Regions from separate parts of the Homo sapiens genome. Here region 1 is linked to region 2. The links are chromatin contacts, found by Hi-C or POLR2A ChIA-PET in ENCODE. All regions are on one chromosome and are shown on one strand. Each heading gives the region's core, a stretch centred on a gene start or an enhancer-like site at or near the end of the contact. The rest is flanking DNA. Distances are from core to core; before and after follow the strand shown.

Region 1 (2,702 bases), core at 61-2,560, 460 kb after region 2:
AATAGTTTGTTGGTTATCTGATTTTTCCACTAGACTGTAAGCTCCACAAAGGTAGAGACTGTGTACTCTAACTCCCTGCATTAACACTATGCCTGGCACATTTGATGTGCTCAGTAAAAATTTTTTGCATTAATATATGAATGAAAAGTCCAACAGAAGAAATGTGCAAACTATTTTTTCAATATCTCATCTTTTTTTAAGGCTCAAGGTTTTACTTAGACTGTATGGAAAAGTAAAATAAAATTGATCACTTTAAACAAATTATATAAATTCCATTCTCAGCTTTGTCTTCAGAACCTCCCAAGCTTGCTCCAGAAACTTGTCTTACTTCAGAAATTTCCACTGTGTTTCTAAAACACAAAACATCTTTCTTTTAAGACATCTGGAGTTAGTGCTGTTTTTAATCAATTCAGTATACTTTTGAGCACCTACTAGCATAAAGCAGCTATTGTAAAAGGTATGGATAACAAAGAGATGATTAAGACCCGTCGTTTGCCCGCTAGGAAACTCAAGTTATTGAAAGACAAAGAAAAAAATAAGTTACAATGTATTGCAGGAATGTGGTACGGCGTATTGGAGAAGGTGGGAACTGGGGATAATCCTGAAAGAATGTGATGTACTGAAATTTAACAGGTGCTTTTATGTGGCAATATTACCTCACCCACTTTCAAAAGATGTCAGCAAGCTAGGTCAAGGATCAGGTGCCACGTTATAGACTTGAAGAACTTGGCTGATTTTTTCCCAGGATTTATCCATCAGCAGTCCTATTAGCAGCAGAAAATTAGAAATCCTGAATTTTAACAAAGTCCCTAAAGAGTCAAAGAACACTGGGTGATCACAATCAACCAAAGCTACCACTTCTCCAGAGCGTTTTTCTAAAGAGAAACAGCTAACACAAAAAACTTAACTCCTCCTTCAGGAAAGATTTCCTCTTCGCCGGTAGTCTCTCCTACACCAAAAGATAAAAGCGCACTTCAGAGAGGTCGGGAGTGCCCGGGAAGTCACAAAGGTCTCCCGGTCCTAGGAAGGAATCCGATGCTGAGGGCAAAGCGCGCTGACAGAGACTTGGGGTCGCGGGTCGTGAGTAAGCAGCTCACCTGTTCGTCCTCCTGCATCGAGGCGGCCAGCGGGAGCCCGTCCGCCACTCGGGCGATCATTGTTAGCAACACCATCTTCACAAACTACAGGGATCCAACACTGGCCCGGAAGGCCCTTGGCGCCGTCCTCACTTCCTCCGCCGCGACAACAGTTATACCCTATGTCTCAGTTACCGGAGATCCAGCTGCTTGCGTCTCCGCTTCCCGCTGAGGTGGCCGGAAACAGCGCAAGAGCTTTCCACTACCGGTCCCCAGAATTGGCTTCCCTCAGAGAACCACAACTATCAGAACACTGGTTCCGCGATCTGCCTTCCACCTTCTTAACTTCCAAGGTCTGGCTGGGTTTTCTGAATTTGAGGCTTCGAATAAGCCTCGCCCTTTGAGCGGCCATTGCACCCAAGCTGAATCAGAATTTTCTAGTTCCTGAAACTAAGTCTTGGGAGAGAGCTGGGAAGGAGGGTGGGAGTTAATGGGTAATCCCCATTAACCACTAACCGTTAACCATGAAGGGTATGTAAAAAAAGGAAAACCCTGAAAATTAGGCTATTTTCATATTTATTTTTTTCTGTTTTCTATGTCATATATTCTATAAAATGTTCTATATTTATATATTTCTAGACAAAGATTTTTGTCTATTTTTGCTTGTTTGTTTATGCGGTATCCCCACCAGGCTCCTTAAACAGTTTATGGTAAGAAGTCAATAAATATGTGTTGTATGTGTGAATAAATGAACAAGTACAGGACATCTTGTACCACCTAGGTCAGTCACCTACAAAAAGCTAGGATCAGGCCGGGCGCGGTGGCTCACGCCTGTAATCCAAGCACTATGGGAGGCCGAGGCGGGCGGATCACGAGGTCAGGAGATCGAGACCATCCTGGCTAACATGGTGAAACCCCGTCTCTACTAAAAAAACACAAAAAAATTAGCCGGGCGCGGTGGCGGACGCCTGTGGTCCCAGCTACTCACTCGGGAGGCTGAGGCAGAATGGCGTGAACCCGGGAGGCGGAGCTTGCAGTGAACCGAGGTTGCGTCACTGTACTCCAGCTTGGGCAACAGAGCGACACTCTGTCTCAAAAAAAAAAAATAAATAAATAAATAAATAAAATAAAAACTAGGATCTCTGATATATCTAGGTGTTCCCATCTCTTTGTTTTTTGGTGTCCCCATCTCTAAAGTGGGGATATGATCGGCCTTTCAGGGTTTTAATGAATATTAGATGAGAAAATCTAGGTGCAAGGCTTTCAAAAGCTAAAAAAAGAATTATACAAATGCTTTTATTTATCATTGCTTAATAATGACTACTCTTTACTAAGTGCTTACAGTTAGTTCTCGCATTAATAGAAACACTGTTAAGTATGTTCTAGATATTAGTTAAGCAACCCAGTAAGCTTGTTTAGTATTATATCTCCACTTTGTAGTTGAGAGGAAAGCCTCAGAGAGCTAGCAGTGATGGGAACAGGATTTGAGCTCAGGTTCAACTTCAAATCCTGATGTGATTCTGTCTTAACTTGTACCCATTAATTAAAGAGCTCAGGCTTTTGTTACCTTTTATATTGGCCTTCAGGATTAGAAGAAAACCAATATTATTTTTGTGTGGCATTTTC
Region 2 (2,700 bases), core at 201-2,700:
CACTGAGGACATTGTGTCTAAAAATCTGATTTGTGCCCAGGAATTATCTGTATAGAATTTTCATTACTTTATAGAATTGATATTGCATAGTTCTGTAGGATAAGGATCTAGCACTTGAGTTATGAATAGCTCAGGATGACATAACACACAATGGTTAGTTGGACTGGATATGTCCATAAAGCTGAATTCTAATTCAACTATGAGCATCTCTGATTCTGCTTCTGATTCTAGGTGACTTTAATCCCAAATTGAATTTTCTGACATTTCTGTAAAATGGGGCATGAGAGAGCACGTCGGTTATGGGGTTTAAATATAAAAGAGTTAAGAGCTGAGAAGTGCCTCCTTGGTCAATTAAACCACACTGACATCCCGTTTTCCTTTTCTTCTTTTTCATAATTAGAGAGGAAGTGGAGGGAAAGGAAATAAATAACTTTAACAAAGTATGCCTAGTTTAAATGCACCAGGTCCCCGCTCTTTTATAAACTCATAATTCTCATTGCATCACTAATTTGAAATTAATCACAGCTCCTTGGTGTCTCAGAAAGCTTCCTATTGCTTTTCACTACGTAACTTTCCAAGTCTGTGTGTTTGGTACTCTAGGATGTTAGGCCACCAGAGGAAAGAGGATGTATCTTTTTTTTTTTTATACTTTAAGTTTTAGGGTACATGTGCACAATGCGCAGGTTAGTTACATATGTATACATGTGCCATGCTGGTGTGCTGCACCCATTAACTCGTCATTTAGCATTAGGTATATCTCCTAATGCTATCCCTCCCCCCCTCCCCCCACCCCACAACAGTCCCCAGAGTGTGATGTTCCCCTTCCTGTGTCCATGTGTTCTCATTGTTCAATTCCCACCTATGAGTGAGAATATGCGGTGTTTGGTTTTTTGTTCTTGCGATAGTTTACTGAGAATGATGATTTCCAATTTCATCCATGTCCCTACAAAGGACATGAACTCATCATTTTTTATGGCTGCATAGTATTCCATGGTGTATATGTGCCATATTTTCTTAATCCAGTCTATCATTGTTGGACATTTTCTTTTTGATAGTCGAATTCCCTTCAACGTCTAGCACAGTGCCTTGCACATTTACCCACTCAAAAAAAATTTCGTAAGGAATTAATAAATGAATCCTTAGGAGGAAAAGTGAAAATGAAGTTTTTCTCTCAGGATGAGGTGTATTTCTCCGTTCATTTCAGATATGCATCAGCTAGTCAGCGTAAATTGTGCTTTTTATATGCTCACCAGGTGTAGGTAAGAGCTTTGGCTGAGATGGAGAAATTCATCGCGGGAGGATAATAAAGCGGGCAGGGATTTGGCAACCTCAGAGCCGCGAGGAGGAGGCGGAGTCGCGGAGAGTTTGAGTATTTCCGTCCAATCAAAAGGAGACTGTAAGAGGAGGAGGAGGAGGAGATGACTGGGGAGCGGGAGCTGGAGAATACTGCCCAGTTACTCTAGCGCGCCAGGCCGAACCGCAGCTTCTTGGCTTAGGTACTTCTACTCACAGCGGCCGATTCCGAGGCCAACTCCAGCAATGGCTTTTGCAAATCTGCGGAAAGTGCTCATCAGTGACAGCCTGGACCCTTGCTGCCGGAAGATCTTGCAAGATGGAGGGCTGCAGGTGGTGGAAAAGCAGAACCTTAGCAAAGAGGAGCTGATAGCGGAGCTGCAGGTAAGGCGAGAGAGAGAAAATTGAGGTCTCTAGGGCAACCTCCATGGAAAAAGGCTGGCTGCGCCCAGGCCAGCGCGCCCCCCTCGCATGCACCCCGTATCAATTAGTTCCGGGGCCTCCTGAGATTGGGGGGTAGAGAAGAACGGGGGCGGGAGGAGGCAGAAAGAGGGAAGAACAAACGGCGGCGAGATGCAAACTTTTCTTTTAGTTTGCAACCGCGTCTTTCACGTTGGCATGCCTCCGCTAGCATTGCAAAGTGCGGGCTGCTCCAACTGGTCCTGCAGGCTGCTCGCGGATGCCAGCGCGGGATGCCAGCGCGGCGCCCCAGCGCCTTAGCGCGCAATTGTTCTGGCAGCCTCGCGCCGCCTCTCCCCCAACCCCCAACCGCCTCCGCGCGGGGCGATCGGGAGAGGGGCCCCAAAGTGGCTTCTTTGCGGGGAACCCAGGGACTGGCGATTCTTCCCAACCAAGTTCTGGGCCGCCCCGCCGATTCTAGCCTGCCTTGGCGGTGGCGGGGTTGGGGGGGTCGGGGGGCGGGGGGAAGCTGGCGGAGACCCAACCAGTCTGGTGGCTGCTGGGGCAGCTGGAGGGGAAGGCAGCCCTCGTAAGGCAGCAAACACGTACCCGCCCCTCGTCTGATGCAAGACTGCTCCGTGCTTTCGCCGCCCCTCTGCCTCCTGGGAGCCTTCGGAGGAAAGGGAGGCGGGCGGGGAGCGCTGGGGTCCAGATTTAGCCTCCTCCCCACCTTTGGTTTATCGCTGGTTGGGAGTGACCAGACTCGACTAGAATCCGATCCCAAACGCTCCCAGATGATTTATAGTCTTAGCAAATTTTTATCTCCTTTTGTTGTGATATATAATTAATCTACTTCAAATCTTTATCCACCGTGTTTGAAAAGGCCTGCTGGGCCTGGTGGCCTTGTCCGGAATATTTATTTTGTGAACTCTTCACTCCAGTGCCTGCACTTTCGACCTCTGTAGTCGACCCAGCTGCCCAGTCTCTACCTCACCTGATCCAGTATAT

The links. A loop is a pair of places that touch in the nucleus more often than their neighbours do. ChIA-PET counts read pairs that join two places held with the same protein, here RNA polymerase II (POLR2A). Pooled maps may share reads with other maps.
Region 1: a loop to region 2 is called in a pooled map, with 7 times the contacts of the local background. The contact joins the promoter of SEC22B here to the promoter of PHGDH in region 2. A Hi-C loop is called at or near these places in 1 of 37 single-sample maps with no recorded cell type and 4 of 50 pooled maps. POLR2A ChIA-PET finds 5 or more read pairs at or near these places in 4 of 52 experiments (HEK293T, WTC11 and naive thymus-derived CD8-positive, alpha-beta T cell).

Annotation. Positions count from the first base shown.
Region 1 is chr1:120,175,210-120,177,911 of GRCh38, forward strand. SEC22B (SEC22 homolog B, vesicle trafficking protein) reads right to left here and starts at 1,311. Exons shown (of 5, transcript NM_004892.6): 1 at 1,098-1,311. The coding sequence starts at 1,172. RefSeq lists enhancers at 433-998, 933-1,302, 999-1,564, 1,343-1,472.
Region 2 is chr1:119,710,484-119,713,183 of GRCh38, forward strand. It overlaps PHGDH (phosphoglycerate dehydrogenase), which reads left to right and starts at 1,451. Exons shown (of 12, transcript NM_006623.4): 1 at 1,451-1,677. The coding sequence starts at 1,540. LOC105378937 (a long non-coding RNA gene) reads right to left here and starts at 1,363. Exons shown (of 3, transcript XR_947757.4): 1 at 1,251-1,363. RefSeq lists enhancers at 1,243-1,772, 1,254-1,303, 1,444-1,723, 1,774-1,863 and a silencer at 2,004-2,103.